Regions from separate parts of the Homo sapiens genome. Here region 1 is linked to region 2. A link is a loop called in an ENCODE intact Hi-C map of the cell type or tissue named here. Cell type or tissue: mammary epithelial cell. All regions are shown on one strand. Each heading gives the region's core, and the rest is flanking DNA. Links, peaks and the distances in the headings are about the cores only.

Region 1 (10,278 bases), core at 1,119-9,118, 51 kb before region 2:
ACCTTAGGTGATCCACCTGCCTCGGCCTCCCAAAGTGCTGGGATTACAGGCATGAGCCACCGTGCTCGGCCAACAATTTCCACTCAACACAGTACTGGAGGGTCTAGGCAAAGCAATTACTCAAGAAAAACAAGTAAATGGCATCCATATTTGAAAGGAAGAAAAACATTATTTCTGTTCACAGATAATAAGACTTTACATTTAGAAAACCCTACATATAGGCCGGGCACGGTGGCTTACACCTATAATCCTAGCACTTTGGGAGGCCGAGGCGGGCAGATCACCTGAGGTCAGGAGTTCGAGACCAGCCTGACCAACATGGAGAAACCCTGTCTCTACTAAAAATACAAAATTAGCCGGGCGTGGTGGCTCATGCCTGTAATCCCAGCTACTCGGGAGGCTGAGGTGGGAGAATTGCTTGAACCTGGGAGGTGGAGGTTGCAGTGAGCTGAGATCGCGCCATTGCACTCCACCCTGGGCAACAAGAGCGAAACTCAAAAAAAAAAAAAAAAAGAAAACCCTAAATATTTCTGAAAATTATTAGAACTGATACATGAATGTAGCAAAGTTGCAGGATAAAAAATCAACATGCAAAGTCAGTTACATTTCTATATGCCAAGAATTAACAATCTGATAAGATAAATTTTAAAAACTATTTTATTTATTTATTTTTATTTTATTTATTTATTTATTTTTTTGAGACAGAGTCTCGCTCTGTTGCCAGGCTGGAATGCGGTAGCGCGATCTCAGCTCACTGCAACCTCCGCCTCCTGGGTTCAAGTGATTCTCCTGCCTCAGCCTCCAGAGTAGCTGGGATTACAGGCACGTGCCACCACGCCCAGCTAATTTTTGTATTTTTAGTAGAGACGGGGTTTCACCATGTTGGCCAGGATGGCCTTGATCTCTTGACCTCATGATCCACTTGCCTCAGCCTCCCAAAGTTTACAGGCTGTAATCCCAAAGGGATTACAGGTGTGAGCCACTGCACCTGGCCAAAACTATTTTATTTATAATAGTATCGAAGAGAATAAAATGCTTAGAATAAGCTTAATCAAGGAGACGAAAGACTTGTACAATAAAAACTATAAAACATTGGTGAATAAAATTAGGGCACAAATAAATAGAAAAAGGTCTCATGTCCATAGAATGTATGACTTACTGTTGTTAAGATGTTTATACTATGCAAAGCAATCCACAGGTTCAAATCCTATCCAAATCCCAATGATATTTTTTGCAGAAATAGAAAAATCCATACTAAAATTATAATTAATATGAAATCTCAAGGGACCCCAAATAGCCAAAACAGTCTTTTCCTTTTTTTGAGATGAAGTCTCACTCTGTCACCCAGGCTGGAGTGCAGTGGCACCATCTGGGCTCATTGCAACCTCCGCCTCCCAGTTTCAAGCAATTGCCCTGCCTCGGCCTCCTGAGTAGCTGAGATTACAGGTGTACACCACCATGCCCAGCTAATTTTTGTATTTTTAGTAGAGATGGGGTTTCACCATGTTGGGCAGGCTGGTCTCAAACTCCTGACCTCGTGATCCGCCTGCCTCGGCCTTCCAAAGTGCTGGGATTACAGGTGTGAGCCACCGCACCTGGCTGAAAACAATCTTAAAAAAGAACAAAGCTGGAGGACTCGCCCCCTCCTGATTTCAACAAAGCTACAATAATCAAAACAGTGTGGTACTGGCATTAAAAAAAAGACATATAGACCAATGGAATGGGGTAGACAGCCCCAAAATAAACCATTGCATATATGGTCAAATGATTTTCAACAAGGATGACAAGACCATTCAATGGAGAAAGGACAGTCTTTTCAAAAATTGATGTTGGGAAAACTGGATATCCACATACAAAAAAAATGAAGTAGGACTCATATACAAAATTAACTCAAAATAGATCAAAAACATAAATATAAGACCTAAAACTATAAAACTCTTAGAAGAAAACATACAAGAAAATCTTCATGACATAAGATCTGGCAGTGACTTTTTGGATATAACACCAACACACAGACAACAATAAAAAAGACATAAATTGGATTACATCAAAATTAAAAACTTATTTGAATCAAAGGACACTATCAACAGAGTGAAAAGCCAAAAACCCATGGAATGGGATAAAGCATTTGCAAATCATATATCTAATAAGGAGTTAATAGCTAGAATATATAAAGAACTCTCACAACTCAACAACAAAACAACCCAATTTAAAAATTGGCAAAGAACTTCAAAGAAGATACACAAATGGCCAATAAGCACATGAAAAGATGCTCAGTATTGCTAATCATTAGGGAAATCCAAAGCGAAACCACCTCATGAGATACCACCTCATACATATTAGAATGGCTGCTCTCAAAAACAAACAAACAAACAAAAATCACAAACACAAAAAGCAAAAAATAACAAGTGTTGGCAAGAAATGGTGAATGTGGAACCCTCCTACACTGCTGGTAAAAATGTAAAGTGGTGCGGCCACTGTGGAAAATCGCATGACGGCTCCTCAAAAAATTGAAAATAGAACTACCACATTATCTGGCAGTTTTCTTTCTGAGTATACACCCAAAATAATCAAAAGTAGGGCCTTGGAGAGATATTTGTATACCTATATTCATAGCACCATTATTCACAATAACCAAAAGGTAGAAGCAACCCAAATGTCCATTGATGGATGAGTAGATAAACAAATTGTGATATATACCTACCATGGAATATTATTCAGCCTTAAAAAGGAAGTACATTCTGACACATACTACAATGTGGATGAAATTTGAGGACATTATCCTATGTGAAATAAGCTACAGGACTAAGTGAAATAAGCTAGTCACAAAATACTGTATGATTCCACATATATGAGGTCCCTGGAGTAGACAAAGTCATAGAGACAGAAAGCAGAATGGTGATTTCCAGAGCCTGGGAAACTGAGGGAATCGAGCTGTTGTTTAATGGGTACAGAGTTTTAGTTTGGGAAGATGAAAATGTCTGGTGATGGACGGCAATGATGGTTGTACAACAATGTGAATGTACCTTAATGCCGCTTAAAATGGCTAAAATGGTAAGTTTTATGTTCATTATATTTTACCATAATTAAAAAAAAATACTGTATTGGGAAAAATAATAGAATAGCAAGTTTTCTATTAAAATTGCCTTTAATTACCAAAAAATTAGTAAGATTTAATGTAGGGTTTTTTGCAGATACCCATTACCAAATTAAAGTTTGTTTTTAAATTTAATTTTATTATTATTTCACTCTGTTGATAGTGTCCTTTGATTCAAAGATGTTTTTAATTTTTAATTTTATTATTAATAAATTTATTATTATTATTTTTTGAGACCAGTCACCCAAGCTGGAGTGTAGTGGTGCAATCTCGGCTCACTGCAACTTCCACCTGCTTGGTTCAAGCCATTCTCCCACCTCAGACTCCTGAGTATCTGGGATTATAGGTGTGCACCACCACACTCAGCTAATTTTTTGTATTTTTGGTAGAGATGGGGTTTTGCCATGTTGGCCAGGCTGGTCTCGAACTCCTGACCTCAGGTGATCCACCTGCCTTGGTCTCCCAAAGTGCTGGGATTATAGGCATGAGCCACTGCCCCCAGCCAGAAGTTTCCGTCTATTCACAGTTTGCAATGAGTTTTTACTTTGAATGAGTATTGAATTTTGGTGGAGACTTTCCTGTATCTAATGAGTAAATTATACAATTTTCCTCCTTTATTCTCTTAGTACATAAGTTACATTGTTTGTTTCTCAAATATTTAACCAACTTCGCAATTTTGGAATAAACATAAATTGGTTGGAAAAAATAAAAATTCCACCAACTTATCATAGGATTATTATATAATATGCAACATAATAACTGGCAGTACAATAAGTGCTCAATAAATGTTTCCAGCCATTTTTAAAATCACAAACTTGAGAGAAAAGGCTGAAATGTTACTCTAAATTCTCCTGCAAGAGTTTACTGAGCAAATATATACAACTCTTATATAGCAATGAAAGTAAATAATTTAAAAAATGCTTGCTGAGGATTCTGTCCTTTCAATTCTTGGGGAACAGTATCTGAGTGATCTGTGGCCAGTGAACTCTCCAAAAAAATTATTTCTAAGAATAGATTGCTGCAAATATGGGGAGCTCCTAAATATGAAACAAGCATTGTCACCAGGGAATGCTGAGAATCCTGCAAGATAAATAGAAATTTAACATTCAGTGTGCTTAAGTAGTAGTCACAATAATTAATACTCTTAAGCAGAATTATATGCCAAATTCTGGCCAGGACATAGCATTAGACAGTTTTTCTGCCCAAAGAGCACTTTGCTGCTCACTTATTTACATTTTCCATTATTTGGAACCCAAATAGATTTTTCTTACTTTGTTACATTAAAAGTCACTGTGGAATACAGTTACAGAGAACCCAAAAAGTATTTTAAGATTTGAAAGTGATTGTCTGGGTAGTTTTTAGACCAAAAGTTGCCATCTAGTGGCACTAATTATTAGTGCAGACACAGTGAAACAAAAGAAAAAAAAGGGAACTAATATTTTTCTAGAAACTGTTCTGTGCCAAGCACTGCAATAGGTACTTTATTTCTTTACATCTTTTAGTCTTCTCCCATCTTCTTTGTTATGAATGTGTCACTTCTGTCATGCCTCCTCACAAGCTGATGATGAGAAGCAAAAGAGTTGTTTCTGTTAACATTTCATGGAGATGCAATAGGAGAAAAGCCAGAGAGGAGTAGTCTAGAAATGGAAGCTTCATTAAAAGAGAGAGAGCAATACAGAATGAGGAGTTCTAGGACTCACATATCAGGCACCTTCTTCCATGATCATGTGAGTTACATGAATCAGTGGATCCCCACATTGCCTCGGATGTAAGAACTCCGTAGAAAGCAGTGAGAACAGTGACCGTGATGCTGATAACTGTATCATAAGCTTTTTGGGACAGAGACCACATCATATAGTGTTTGCATTCTCTGTGGTCCACGAAGCCTCTTCTGTAAGAGCACTCATCCTGTTCATGAGGACTCCACCTTTATGACCTAATCACCTTTGGGAGGTGCAAGATAAATAGAAATTTATCACCTCCACACCTACAATACAATCACATTAGGGATTAGGTGTCAACATGTGAATTTTTTTTTTTTTTTTTTTTTTTTTTTAGACACAGTCTTGCTCTGTTGTCCAGGCTAGAGTGCAGTGGCACTATCTCTGCTCACTGCAACCTTCATCTCCCGGAGTCAAGTGATTCTCCTGCCTCAGCCTCCCGAGTAGCTGGGATTACAGGCGTGCACCACCACGCTGGGTGAATTTTTGTATTTTCAGTAGAGCCAGGGTTTCACCATGTTGGCCAGGCTGGTTTTGAACTCCTGACCTCAGATGATCTGCCTGCCTTGGCCTCCCAAAGTGCTGGGATTACAGGTGTGAGCCACTGTGCCCAGCTTCGACATGTGAATTTTGAGGGGACTTAAACATTCAATCTACAGAAGAAACTAAATATCCCCACTCCTCTGAGGGCAAGAGGAAGAAAGGCTTTGGTCTGCCTCCTGCTCTGTCCACAAGCCTGGGTCCAGGCGGCTGGGAAAGGAACCCTGAGGACTTTCCTAACTAGTCACTTGAAGTCCACTTCATCAATAACGATGCCCCAGCTACCTTGGGAGAAATGGCCTCTCGCCCAGCAGGGATGCAGAATGAGAACTTTCACAAGAATGTTGACTGAAGGAGGTAATCAATACTCTTGCAGTTATTTCAAACACAAAAGCCTATGAAGGCAACTCAATTACTCTCACGCCTCCTTTTCTGACTTACTTTCAGAACCTTGTCAAAGGCTAGTAGTGTTGGGTGCCTTTTTTTTTTTTTATTCATTTACTTACACTATTCAAGCATGCTCTTTTCCTGGTAGAATTTTTTCTGCTTTCTGGATAAAGACACCCAGTGTCCAAAAAGTGAACAGCATGGGAATATGGAGACTTATCAGATGGAACTTTGACCTCCAAAGAGGCTTTGCTGCATCTTTTCTTCCTTCCTTGTCTGTTTTGTCATTTCCTATTTTTTTTTTTTTTTTTTTTAGACAGAGTCTTGCTCTGTCACCCAGGCTGGAGTGCAGTGGCAAGATCTTGGCTCACGGCAACCTCCACCTCCTGGGTTCAAGTGATTCTCCTCCCTCTGTCTACAGAGTAGCTGGGATTACAGGTGCCCACCACCACGCCCAGCTAATTTTTTTTTTTTTTTTTAAAGTAGAGACGGGGTTTCACCATGTTGGCCAGGCTGGTCTACAACTCCTGGCTTCCAGTGATCCACCCACCTCGGCATCCCAAAGTGCTGAGATTACAGGCATGAGCCACCATGCCTGGCCTATTTTGTCATTTCTTATTTTCATTTATTTGGTTCTTTTTATCTGGCAGTGTTGTAGGAGTTATTAAGAAATTATTGGCTGGGTGCGGTGGCTCACAGCCTATAATCCCTGCTCTTTGGGAGGCCGAGGCAGGTGGATCACTGGAGGTCAGGAGTTCCAGACCAGCCTGACCAACAAGGTGAAACCCCATCTCTACTGAAAAATACAAAATTAGCTGAGCATGGTGGCAGGCATCTTTAGTCACAGCTATTCGGGAGGCTGAGACAGCAGAATTGCTTGAACCCGAGAGGTGGAGGTTGCAGTGAGCCGAGATTGTGCCACTGCACTCCAGCCTTGGTGATGGAGCCAGACAGACGCTGCTGCCGAGGAAAACCTTGTATTATTAGGCATGGTCAACCCCACCGTGTTCTTCGACATTGCCATCGACGGCGAGCCCTTGGGCCGCGTCTCCTTTTAGCTGTTTGCAGACAAGTTCCCAAAGACAGCAGAAAATTTTCGTGCTCTGAGCACTGGAGAGAAAGGATTTAGTTATAAGGGTTCCTGCTTTCACAGAATTATTCCAGGGTTTATGTATCAGGGTCGTGACTTCACACGCCATAATGGCACTGGTGGCAAGTCCATCTATGGGGAGAAATTTGAAGATGAGAACTTCATCCTAAAGCATACAGGTCCTGGCATCTTGTCCATGGCAAATGCTGGACCCAACACAAATGGTTCCCAGTTTTTCATCTGCACTGCCAAGACTGAGTGGTTGGATGGCAAGCATGTGGTCTTTGGCAAAGTGAAAGAAGGCATGAATATTATGGAGGCCATGGAGCGCTTTGGGTCCAGGAATGGCAAGACCAGCAAGAAGATCACCATTGCTGACTGTGGACAACTCGAATAAGTTTGACTTGTGTTTTATCTTAACCACCAGACCATTCCTTCTGTAGTTCAGGAGAACACCCTTCCACCCCATTTGCTCGCAGTATCCTAGAATCTTTGTGCTCTTGCTGCAGTTCCATGTTTTCCTTGTTCCCTCCCATGCCTAGCTGGATTGCAGAGTTAAGTTTATGATTATGAAATAAAAACCAAATAACAAAAAAACAAGAAAAGAAATTATTTTAGTCAGATAGAGACAAAAGGGGTCCTTTGGAAGTTTTCGTTTTTTAAAGCATCTCTGGAAAAGTTTCTTGTAAAGCCCCAGCTCTTAGAGCCAGGCTGGCAACCTTTGATAAGCAAATGATGGCCATTAGAAACTGGGTCCACCCAAACATGGCCATTCCTGCAGCCTTCTTGCCCTTGCCCCACATGTTCCTGGCAATATGGCCGCCCCCGCATATCCCCACATGTGTAGAACATCATGGCACCCTGTATTTGCATATTAAAAAGCTAGGGTGGGAGAGCCAGCTTTTTCACGGGCTACGTGAATGACATGCCTGGCCAAACCAATCCCCTGAGCCCTATGTAAATCAGACACCACCTCCTCCAGCCTCTGTATATATACCTGGCTGGTATCCGTGGCAGGTGGGGTTTCCTCTTTTGGCTTTAGAGGCCCCCCTCCCTCTGTCTCTGTATGGGGGAGGGTCTTCCTTCTGTCTTCTCCCTTCCTTCTTGCCTATTAAACTCTCCAGTCATTAAAACTACTCCACGTGTGTCCCTGCCGTTTTTTCTAATTCAACTTGAGAGGAAGAACCTGGTGTTCCTTCACTCATTGGAGCTGTATCAGCAGCTCCACTTAACTTAAATCTCAGAGCTAAAAATGTTGCCTTAAAGAAATTTTTTTAAAGAACAGGTTTAGAGAAATTAGTGGTCTCAAAACTGGAGTAGGGACTTAATTTTTGTCAAGTTAGGGTTGTAGGAGAAACCAGGAAAAGTATTACTGTTCTCTCTACAGCTAAGACAGAGATTTAGGGGGATATGCTGAGGCACACCACTTCCCTAAATTTAGTAACTTGCTAGAGAGCTCCAAGACTCAATAGGAAATTATACTCATGGCTCAGATTTATTACAGCCAATGATACAGAATAAAAGCAAGCAGGAAATAGACATGCAATGGAGGAGTCCAGAGAGGTCTCACACAGGCTTCGGATGTCCTTCCCTGTCCGAGACCACAGGAGTGCTTTCTTTTTCTGGCAGCAAAACTACACTACAGGAACGTGTGTGGAATATCTCTATCCAGGGAAACCCACTGGAGTATCAGGGTGCAAGGTTTACTGGGAGAGGATGGTCACATACGCATATTCTCTTAGCAACCAGCCATGGCAACCAAAATTGAGAACCCAACACAGAATCTAGGTGCCCATCCTCAATCTTGATTTTTTTTTTTTTTTTTTTTGAGACAGAGTCTTACTCCGTCACCCAGGCTAAAGTGCAGTGGCGTGATCTCGGCTCACTGCAACCTCTGCCTCCTGGGTTCAAGTGCTTCTCCTGCCTCAGCCTCCCGAGTAGCTGAGATTACAGGCGCATGACACACCAGGCTAATTTTTGTATTTTTCTTAGTAGAGATGGGGTTTCACCATGTTGGCCATGCTGGTCTCTATCCCTGACCTCAAGTGATCCTCCAGCCTCAGCCTCTGCCTCCCAAAGTGCTGGGATCACAGGTGTGAATCGCCACGCCCGGCCACTCATTTCTGATGTTTGTGTGAAGAAATTTCACCATCTGATCTGGCACAGTCCATTGCTCCTGGTGTGTATGAGAAAATCACCAATCACTAACTATCACAAAGAACATTCCAAGGGCCACATTCCCAGAGTTGGCCAATGGTCAATCATGGTACCCTGATATATGCAAGGAGTAGGCTACCAGATCTGCTTGTTAACTCTTTCCTCCCAGGAGGGCACTAGTAACTCCAACTGGTGGCACCAGAAAGTCAGGAGCTGAAAATATACAACTATGACCCAGGTTGGTCAATTAGGTTCTCCTATAAAATTGACTGTCCATCAACTATCAACAGAAATACTAATTCATCACTAATTTAAATTCATTAACAGATATGACATTCCAAACAAAATTAAAAGAAGGAAATATATTTACGCACAAGTAAAGTATCGTCCTCATCCTAGAGGAAATATAAATGAAAGGCATTTGAAAATGATAAGCATTAGGTAAGTGTGACCCCTGTTAATGCCCCGCAGGACTGGCAAACAGGCTCAGGCCTTCCCTACTAAGAACCCAGCCTGCTTAATGGATGATCTCAGAGGCAGATAAGTGCACTTCATGGTCAGAAGCTTCAGACCCCTGTCCCCTCTTCCCTGTTCCCTGAGCCTGAACAAGACAGCTGTGGAGTTTTGTCTTGATGACTTTTTTTTTCGAGATGGAATCTCGCTCTGTCACCCATGCTGGAGTGCAGTGGTGTGATCTTGGCTCACTGCAACCTCCACCTCCGAAGTTCAAGCGATTCTTGTGCCTCAGCCTCCCGAGTAGCTGGAATTACAGGCACCCGCCACCACGCCCGGCTAATTTTTTGTATTTTTAGTGGAGATGGGGTTTCACCATGTTGGCCAGGCTGGTCTCAAACTCCTGATCTCAAGTGGTCTGTCTGTTTTAGCCTCCCAAAGTGCTGGGATTACAGGCATGAGCCACCACGCCTGGCTTCTTGATAACTCTCTTTAGCTGAAAGTCACTCATTCCTTGACCCACTCGCATTTCCAGCGGATACTCAAACTAGGTGCCTTTTCTCAAAGAGAACTGCATTTACTTTTCCAAAGAGATTTTTTTTTTGAAAATTTCCCCCTAAATTCATTCTTACTGTAGGCTTCTTTGTCCAAATCAGAAACAGAAATTGCATTACCCTCGGCCACCCAATACTATGTTTAGCCACCTTAGATGTTTAGATATTTGAGATGATCTAATCCAGTTTTCTCATTTCCAGGTACAAACTTTTATTTTTATTTTAGACCTGGGGTCTTGGTCTGTAGCCAGATTGGAGTGCAGGAGTGCAATTCTAGCT
Region 2 (10,278 bases), core at 824-8,823:
AAAGGGAATATTCTTGACCAGATGGTGTCCTGAAGTGCAGGAGTGCCAAGCCCTGTCACCACCACACCCAGCTAATTTATTTATTTATTTTTATTTTTAGTAGAGATGAGGTCTCACTATGTTGCCCAGGCTGGTCTAAAACCTCTGGCCTCAAGTGATCCTCCCGTCTTGGCCTCTCAAAAGGCTGGGATTTCTAGGCATGAGCCACCGCCCCAGCTTGATGTCCTAAAGCATGAGTGCACAATGACCCCATGAATGCAATGCCCCTCAAAACCGCTGGTTCTTTAATGAGGCCATTTAAGAATTAGAGTTCTGGCTGGGTGCAGTGGCTCACGCCTGTAATTTCAGCCCTTCAGGAGGCCGAGGCAGGTGGATCATCTGAGGTCAGGAGTTCGAGACCAGCCTGACCAACATGAAGAAACCCTGTCTCTATGAAAAATACAAAACTAGCCAGGCGTGGTGGTGCATGCCTGTAATCTCAGCTACTTGGGAGGCTGAGGCAGGAGAATAGCTTGAACCCGGGAGGCGGAGGTTACAGTGAGCCGAGATCGCACCATTGCACTCCAGCCTGGGCAACAAGAGTGAAACTCCATCTCAAAAAAAAAAAAAAAAAAAAAAGAATCAGAGTTCTAGCCTGTCACGGTGGCTCACGCCTGTAATCCCAACACTTTGGGAGGCCAAGGCAGGAGGATCGCCAGAAGTTCAAGATCAGCAACATGATGAGACCCCATCTCTATAAAAAATACAAAAAGTAGCCAAATGTGGTGGTACATTCTTATAGTTCCAGCTACTTGGGAGACTGAGGTGGGAGGATCACTTGAGCCCAAGAGTTCGAGGCTGCGGGTGAGCCACTGCACCTGGCCAAGACTCTCACTTTCATTTCAGTTTGCTGTCTTAATCGGCAGCCCCCGGCAGTTCAGCCCTCTCCAGCTCAGCAGAGCTCTTGACAACACTGCCCAGACTAGTTGCCCTAGTAGTGTCATGAGTTACAAGGCTCATTCATTCATAGATTCAATAACATTTATTCAGCACCTATTATGGGCTGGGCACTTGCTGGGTGCCAGGGATACAAAGATGAGTAAGTCCTGTCCCATCACCGGCATGAAGCCAGTTCCAGTTGAGACACGTTGATTGATTCATTAGGATACAGTGTAATTCCTTCTTCCATCAAGTATTTTTTGAAAGCCTGACTTCTTGCTTGGGACCTCATATAATCCTCACAATGATTCTTTGAGATAAATTTTGTGATTGTCTTTATTGTATGGATTAGCAAACCAAGGTTCAGAGAATAAAATTTTGAGTGAATATTTTAGGCCTTCTAACTAATAAGTGATAGATGAGGATTCAAACTCAGGACTTCTGGTTTAAGTTTAGTGTGCTCTGTCTCTTTCATGCCACCCAGAGATAAGCTCTAAATAAGGACACAGAGGAAGGAATAGATTCTTCTTGGGGCTAAAGGAGGGGAATGCAGCAATATCTCAGGACTTCGAAAAAGTGCTACATACAATTACTATTATTGCTATCATAATTTAAACTCTTACTGCTTTTAATTAATGAAGATAAAAGTTGTGTGTCATCCATAAGACATCTTGCAAAGCCCTAACTTCTCCCTGAGATGGAAAGTTCCCTTGTTATGGGCATTACTCACAGCTGGTCCCTCTGGCCTATGTGCTGATGACATCAATGCTCAAGGCCATAGTGTGAGCGGTTTTCTCCAGGTGGGTTTTTGGAAAATCTGTGCATAATGACCTGCTAAACAATGACTCTCCAAAAATAGTGATTCATGAATGTGGCCATTTAAGAATCAGAGTCCTAGCTTGGCACGGTGGCTCACACCTGTAATCTCAGCATTTTGGGAGGCCAAGGCAAGAGGATGACCAGGAGTTCAAGACCAGCCTGGGCAATAAAGAGAGACTCCTTCTCTACCAAAAAAATACAAAAATTAGCTGGGTATGGTAGTGTGTTCCTGTAGTCCCAGCTACTTGGGAGACTGAGGTAGTAAGCTATGGAGTTTGAGCCCAGGAGTTTGAGGCTGCAGTGAGCTATGATTGTGTCACTGCACTGTAGCTCAGGCGGCAGAGTGAGTTTCTGTCTCTAAAAAAAAAAAAAAAGAGAGAATCAGTCCAGGCATGGTGGCTCATGCCTGTAATCTCAGCGCTTTGGGAGGCCAAGGCAGGAGGATCGCCTGAGTCCAGGAGTTTGAGACCAGCCTGGGCAATATAGCCAGTGTGGTGATGTTGCCTCTAGTCCCAGCTACTCAGGAGGCTGAGGTGGAAGGATGGCTTCAGCCCAGGAAGTCAAGGCTGCAGTGAACCCTGATGGAGCCACTGCACTCCAGCCCAGGTGACAGAGTGAGACCCTGTGTCAAAAAAAAAAAAAAAAAAGGCTGGTTCTGGTGGCTCACGCCTGTAATCCCAGCACTTCTGGAGGCCAAGGTGGGTGGATCACCTGGGGTCAGGAGTTCAAGACCAGCCTGGCCAACATGGTGAAACCCCATCTCTACTAAAAATACAAAAATTAGCTGGGCATGGTGGTGGGCATCTGTAATCTCAGCTACTTGGGAGGCTGAGGCAGGAGAATCACTTGAACCTGGGGGATGGAGGTCGTGCCACTGCACTCCAGCCTGGGTGACAGAGCGAGACTCCATCTCAAAAAAACAAACAAGCAAACAAACAAACAAAAAGCAAAACAAAAAAGAGAGAGAATCAGAGTCCCATCTGGACATAGAGGAATCCACTTACTCCACCTCTCCGGCTTGAAGGGAAAAGCTAAGCGTGGGAGTTTGCAGAATGACAATAAAGGGCGCAGCACAACTTGGAGCTACACGCAAAAGTGAGCATGATGTCACTGTCTCCTCCTTGAAACATTTCTTCTGTTTCCATGAGTGTGAAGGTATTGGGAAATATTTAAGATAAGTGCTGTTGTCTGGGGCTCCAGGACCTCTGGGGCTCCGGGACGTCTGTGCCTCCCGACAGAGATGAAGGCATGGAGGCCAACCCCGGCATGTGCCCATCGCAGGGTGGCTTCCTAGTTTTGTTTGTTCATTTCACCCCCACTTACTTCCCAGTCCTTCTTCCTTTCCAGGCTTCTCATGAAAAACACAGCCATCCCTAAGGACCCCAGAGGCCCTGCACCTTGGCTGTGCATCTGCCCCTGAAAAAATTCTGCAGCCACAGAAACAAATGCAATTTTCTTGTCTCAGGTCACCTTCAGTTAAGCTTGAATCAGCCAGCCCAAGTGACCGGCTATGACATTCATTTCCCTCTTAGATCTCTGCTCCTCCTAAACAATAAAGCTTCAAGGTGCCAACAAGGAAGACTGAATTTTATTCTGTCAGATTGAGTGGTAGCCAACTGATGACCTCACTCAATTTCAGGCTTCCCAGTTATCAAACAGGACTTGCATAAGCACCGATGATCTGAAATTAAGTTTACTGGAGAAGGAGTACAAAGAGCTACTAAGTACCGTGAAGCTCTTGTTAGTTATTGAGTAGTAATAGGAATCAGTAGAATCCCCATTCATTTGTATCTCTTCTCGTAATAAGCATCAATTGAGCACCCACTGCATGCAGGGCCCTCTGCTTGTCACCCATGGGGGTACACAGACACAATCTCTACCCTTCCAGAATTTAGCACCTTAAAACCAGCCAAGTGGAGTGCTGGAAACGAGGGGCAAAAGGTGTCCTCAGTGGTGCGCTAAGTTGGTTCTGAGCAATGTGTCACAGTGCAAACCAAAAATAAAATTCTAAAGCCCACTAACCATCTGAATGGATCCCTCCTTTCAGCCAATGGCATTTGAAAGTTCACCTGAAAAAACTAGTTCAGGCCATGATGGAAGGGGGCGTTGGACATGCCTCATGATCCCCTCCTGTCTTTGGAATTCAGGAAAAGCTGACCAACATTAACATTAACACAGACCTTAAGTCTGATAAGAAACATTTACAATCTATTCTCTCTGAAGCCTACTACCCAGAGGCTTCATCCGCATGATAAAAACTTGGTGTCTACAACCCCTTTTCGTAACCCAAACATTCCTTTCTGTTGATAATAACTTTTTCAACCAATTGCCAAACAGAACATTTTAAAATCTATCTATGACCTGGAAGCTGCCCCATCTTTAAGTTGTCCCGCCCTTCCAGATGGAACCAATACACATCTTAGACATATTGATTAATGTCTCGTGTCTCCATCAAATGTATAAAAGCAAGCTATGCCCCGACCTTGTTGGGCACATGTCACCAGGACCCCCTGAGGTGTGTCATGGGTGCATCCTTAACCTTGGCAAGATAAGCTTTCTAAATTGACTGAGTCCTGTCTCAGATGCTTCTGGGTTCATAACGGATACCCCATACCTACATTTTGAATAAACAAGCAAGACTGATGATGGCTGGGTGTGGCGGCTCAAGTCTGTAATCCAAGCACTTTGGGAGGCTGAGGTAGGTGGATCACTTGAGGCCAGGAGTTTGAGACTGGCCTGGTCAACATGGCGAAACCCTATGGCGAAACCCTATCTCTACAAAAAAAAAAAAAAAAAAAAAATGAGCTGAGCATGGTGGCGCATGCCTGTAGTCCCAGCTACTTGGGAGGCTGAGATGGGAGGATTGTTTCAGCCCAGGAGATGAAGGTTGCAGTGAGCCCTAGTTGCGCCTTTGCACTCCAGCCTGGGTGACAGAGTGAGATCCCATCTCAAAAAAAGAATGATGCTGACCACAGCTGGTTTTGCTCACATGTCTCTTTAGTCATCGGAGAGGCCAGGCCCTGGCCAACCCCCAGTCCTCCCGCTGGACTTAATGCATGTGGGCAGTTTGGTTTCTGCCAAAGGCCAACAGGGTTCACCTCAGGTCTGTTAGTGGCACTTTGGGGCTTTAAGTGCAGTCATTTTTAATTCATGAAATTCAAAGGAGACACTGAATGAGTTGGCTCTCCAGCCCTTAACAGGCTGGCCTGAGCATTTTGGGGCGGAAGCATTTTGTAAGGGATTGGAGAAGCCACGCCTTGACCCAGGCAGGGAAAAGGATGACTCAGCCTGAGCCACTGAGGTTGGGCAGGAAACAGCTGATTCTCCTGCTGTGGTGCTAGGCAGGACTGCCTCCCCGCGGGGAGCGGCAGGGGGGTGGGCAGGGGAACAGGTTGCCTTGGGAATCTGGAGTGACTTTAACTGGCAGCTCTTTTTCTTCTCTTCCTTGGGTTATTCCTGGGGATTTGGGGAAAGAGTTGAGCAACAGGCTGGGTTAAAGGAGACAAAATAGAAAGGAAATGAGGAGCTCTGCAAGGCCATCCCTCGAAATAGGCCAGCAAATTCAACTCTTGGAGCCTCTTAGGGAGTCAGGTGGAACCAGGAGGAGCACAAAACACAGGAGAGATCCTTAACACACTGTAAAACGTGAATGTGTTTTTTTGCACCTGGCAAGAAGCCCCCAAAGCTGTACTCTTCAAGGAACTGCCAGCAGCCTGCAGAGATGGTCTTGCGTAGCTTCTGTCAGTCAAGAAAAATGATGAGACAAGTCTCATTTTAGGAGGTTTATTTGCCAAAGCTAAGGACGCACACTGTGACACAGCCTCAGGAGGTCCTGATGACATGTGTCCAAGGTGGGTCGGGGCACAGCTTGGTTTTACACATTTAGGGAGACATGAGACATCAATCAATATATTTAAGAAGTACATTGGTTTGTCCAAAAAGGTGGGTGCCAGGCCTCTGAGCCCAAGCTAAGCCATCATATCCCCTGTAACCTGCATGTATACATCCAGATGGCCTGAAGCAACTGAAGATTCACAAAAGAAGTGAAAATAGCCTTAACTGATGACATTCCACCATTGTGATTTGTTCCTGCCCTACCCTTACTGATACATACATTCTGCCCCACCCTTAAGAAGGTAATTTGTAATATTCTCCCCTAGCCCTTAAGAAGGTACTTTGTATGCCTATCCCAAACCTATAAGAACTAATGATAATCCCACCACCCTTTGCTGACTCCTTTTTTGGACTCAGCCTGCCTGCACCCAGGTGAAATATACAGCCTTGTTGCTCACACAAAGCCTGTTGGTGGACTCTCTTCACACGGACCCGCGTGACATTTGGTGCCGAAGACCCGGGACAGGAGGACTCCTTCGGGAGACCGGTCCCCTGTCCTCGCCCTCACTCCCTAGGGAGATCCACCTACGACCTCAGGTCCTCAGCCCAACCAGCCCAAGGAACATCTCACCAATTTCAAATCTGGTAAGCGGTGTTTTCACTCGTCTTCAGCCTCTCTTGCTACCCTTCAATCTTCCTCTCTCGCTACCCTTCAATCTCCCTGTCCTTCCAATTCCAGTTATTTTCCCTCTCTAGTAGAGACAAAGGAGACACATTTTATCCGTGGACCCGAAACTCCGGCGCCGGTCACGGACTCGGGAAGACAGTCTTCCCTTGGTGTTTAATCACTGCGGGGACGCCTGCCTGATTATTCACCCACATTTCATTGGTGTCTGATCACCACGGGGACGCCTGCCTTGGTCATTCACCCACATTCCCTTGGTGGCAAGTCAATTGCGGGGACGCCTGCTTTGGCTGCTCACCCACCCCCTTCTCTGTGTCTCTACCTTTCTCTTTAAACTTACCTCCTTCACTATGGGCAACCTTCCGCCCTCCATTTCCCCTTCTTCTCCCTTAGCCTGTGTGAAAAGCTCCCAATGTGACTTGTCTCAAATCTTTCTTCTTTCTTTCCTGTCTGTTCGTTCAGTTTCCACCCGAAGCTCTGAGTCCTTTGAATCCTTCTTTTCTACGGACTCATCCGACCTCTCCCCTTCTCCCCAGGCTGCTCCTCGCCAGGCCTAGCCAGGTCCCAATTCTTCCTCAGCCTCTGCTCCCCCTCCCTATAATCTTTCTATTATCTCCCCTCCTCATACCTGGTCTGGCCTACAGTTTTGTTGCGCGACTAGCCCTCCTCCACCTGCCCAACAATTTCCTCTTAAGGAGGTGGCTGGAGCTAAAGGCATAGTCAAGGTTAATGCTCCTTTTTTCTTTTTCTGACCTCTCCCAGATCAGTTAGCATTTAGGCTCTTTTTCATCAAATATACAAACCCAGCCCAGTTCATGGCCCGTTTGGCAACAACCCTTAGACACTTTACTGTCCTAGACACCAGAGGAAGGCTGTCTTATTCTCAATATACATTTTATTACCCAATCCACTCCCAACATTAGAACAAGTGCCAAAAATTAGATTCCGGCCCTCAAACCCCACAACAGGACATAATTAACCTCACCTTCAAGGTGTACAATAATAGAGTAGAGGCAGCCAAGTAGCCACGTATTTCTGAGTTGCAATTACTTGCCTCCACTGTGAGAGAAACTCCAGCCACATCTCCAGCACACAAGAATTCCAAAACGTCTGAACCGCAGTGGCCAGCTGTTCCTCCAGGACCGCCTCCCCCAGGATCTTGCTTCAAGTGCTGGAAATCTGGCCACTAGGCCAAGGAATGTCTGCAGCCCGGGATTCCTCCTAAGCCATGTCCCATCTGTGCAGGACCCCACTGGAAATCCGACTGTCCAACCCCACAGCCACTCCCAGAGCCCCTGGAACTCTGGCCCAAGGCTCTCTGACTGACTCCCTCCCAGATCTTCTCGGCTTAGCAGCTGAAGACTGACACTGCCTGATTGCCTTGGAAGACTATAGGACCATCACAGATGCTTTGCGTAACTCTTACAGTGGAGGGTAAGTGGGTCCCCTTCTTAATCAATACGGAGGCTACCCACTCCACATTACCTTCTTTTCAAGGGCCTGTTTCCCTTGCCCCCCATAACTGTTGTGGGTATTGACGGCCAAGCTTCACAACCCCTTAAAACTCCCCCACTCTGGTGCCAACTTGGACAACATTCTTTTATGCACTCTTTTTTAGTTATCCCCATCTGCCCAGTTCCCTTATTAGGTGGAGACATTTTAACTACATTATCTGCTTCCCTGATTATTCCTGGGCTACAACCACACCTCATTGCTGCCTTTTCTCCCAGTTCAAAGCCTCCTTCACATCCTCTCCTTGTATCTCCCCACCTTAATCCACAAGTATAGGACACTTCTACTCCTCCTTGACGATCGATCATGCACCCCTTACCATCCCATTAAAACCTAATCACCCTTACCCTGCTCAATGCCAATATCCCATCCCACAGTATGCTTTAAAAGGATTAAAGCCTGTTATCACTTGCCTATTACAGCATGGCCTTTTAAAGCCTATAAACTCTCCTTACAATTCCCCCATTTTACCTGACCAAAAACCAGACAAGTCTTACAGCTTAGTTCAGGATCTGTGCCTTATCAACCAAATTGTCTGGCTTATCCACCCCTTGGTGCCAAACCCATATACTCTCCTATCCTCAATACCTCCCTCCACAACCCAGTCTAGATAAACCTAGCTGACCCCATAAATCCTAAATCCTTTCCCCACTCCCCTTTCCATTCCTTAAAAAACAGCCCTAAAAGCTGCTCCCACACTAGCTTTCCCTAACTCATCCCAACCCTTTTTATTACACACAGCCGAAGTACAGGGCTGTGCGGTCAGAATTCTTACACAAGAGCCGGGACCGTGCCCTGTAGCCTTTCTGTCCAAACAACTTGACCTAACTGATTTAGCATAGCCCTCATGTCTGTGTGTGGCAGCTGCCGCTGCTTTAATAATTTTAGAGGCCCTCAAAATCACAAGCTATGCTCCACTTAACTCTCTACAGTTCCCATAACTTTCAAAATCTATTTTCCTCCTCACACTTGATGCATATACTTTCTGCCCCCTAGCACCTTCAGCTATATACTCAGTCTTTGTTGAGTCTCCCACAATTACCATTGTTCCTGGCCCAGACTTCAATCCGGCCTCCCACATTATTCTGGATACCACACCTGACCCCCATGACTGTATCTCTCTGATCCACCTGACATTCACTCCATTTCCCCATATTTCCTTCTTTCCTGTTCCTCACCCTGATCACACTTGGTTTATTGATGGCAGTTCCACCAGGCCTAATTGCCACTCACCAGCAAAGGCAGGCTATGCTATAGTATCTTACATGTCTATCATTGAGGCTACTGCTCTGCCCCCCTCCACTACCTCTCAGTAAGCCAAACTCATTGCCTTAACTGGGGCCATCACTCTTGCAAAGGGACTACGCATCAATATTTATACTGACTCTAAATATGCCTTGCATATCCTGCACCATCATGCTGTTATATGGGCAGAAATAAATTTCCTCACTATGCAAGGGTCCTCCATCATCAATGCCTTTTTAATAAAAACTCTTTTCAAAGCCGCTTTACTTCCAAAGGAAGCTGGAGTCATTCACTGCAAGGGCCATCAAAAGGCATCAGATCTCATCACTCAGGGCAACACTTATGCTGATAAGGTAGCTAAAGAAGCAGCTAGCTTCCAACTTCTGTCCCTCATGACCAGTTTTTCTCCTTCTCATTGGTCACTCCTCTTTACTCTCCCACTGAAGTTTCCACCTATCAATCTCTTCCCACACAAGGCAAATGGTTCTTGAACCAAGGAAAATATCTCCTTCCAGCCTCACAGGCCCATTCTATTCTGTTGTCATTTCATAACCTCTTCCATGTAGGTTACAAGCCGTTCGCCCACCTCTTAAATCCTCTCATTTCCTTTCCATCATGAATATCTATCCCCAATCCTCCACTCTTGACTCCCTCTTGGAGTGGATAGATGATCTTTGCTGACAGGACACACTCCAACACTTTCATCCCGATGAAGTCCTATTGTTTACTTTTATACTCACTCTTATTCTCGTTCCCATTCTTATGCCACCTACTACCTCTCCCCAGCTATCTCCACCACACTATCAATCTCACTCACTATCTCCTAGCCATTTCTAATCGTTCTTTAACAAACAATTGCTGGCTTTGCATTTCTCTTTCCTCCAAAATCGCTGAGGCCTCAATTTACTCACTGCTGAAAAATGAGGACTCTGTATATTTTTAAATGAAGAGTGTTGTTTTCACCTAAATCAACCTGGCCTGGTATATGACAACATAAAAAAACTCAAGGATAGAGCCCAAAAACTCACCAACCAAGCAACTAATTATGCTGAACCCCCTTGGTCACTCTGTACTTGGATGTCCTGGGTCCTCCCAATTCTTAGTCCTTTAATACCTGTTATTCTCCTTCTCTTATTTGGACCTTGTATTTTCCTTTTAGTTTCTCAGTTCATACAAAACCGCATCCAGGCCATCACCAATAATTCTATATGACAAATGCTCCTTCTAACAACCCCACAATATCACCCCTTACCCCAAAATTTTTC

Evidence for each region. A loop is a pair of places that touch in the nucleus more often than their neighbours do. Peaks named below come from ENCODE experiments on the same cell type or tissue, not always from the same donor. Only the 100,000 strongest peaks of a DNase experiment are listed, where the experiment ranks them.
Region 1: it touches region 2 in a loop (2.8-fold over the local background); 5 of 110 quality-filtered maps call a loop at or near these places.

The regions. Positions count from the first base shown.
Region 1 is chr10:32,185,274-32,195,551 of GRCh38, reverse strand. It overlaps the pseudogene PPIAP31. Among named protein-coding and RNA genes, the nearest start is that of KIF5B, 130 kb to the right of the region's middle. In mammary epithelial cell, for the core only: CTCF peaks have their summits at 4,480 (motif pointing left) and 5,926; no DNase peak of the experiment used is centred there; H3K27me3 peaks cover 199 bases.
Region 2 is chr10:32,134,259-32,144,536 of GRCh38, reverse strand. No RefSeq gene overlaps it. Among named protein-coding and RNA genes, the nearest start is that of KIF5B, 83 kb to the right of the region's middle. RefSeq lists silencers at 778-847, 888-937 and an enhancer at 4,571-5,300. In mammary epithelial cell, for the core only: a CTCF peak has its summit at 5,088; DNase peaks (open chromatin) are centred at 1,026, 1,676 and 5,006; H3K27ac peaks cover 2,995 bases.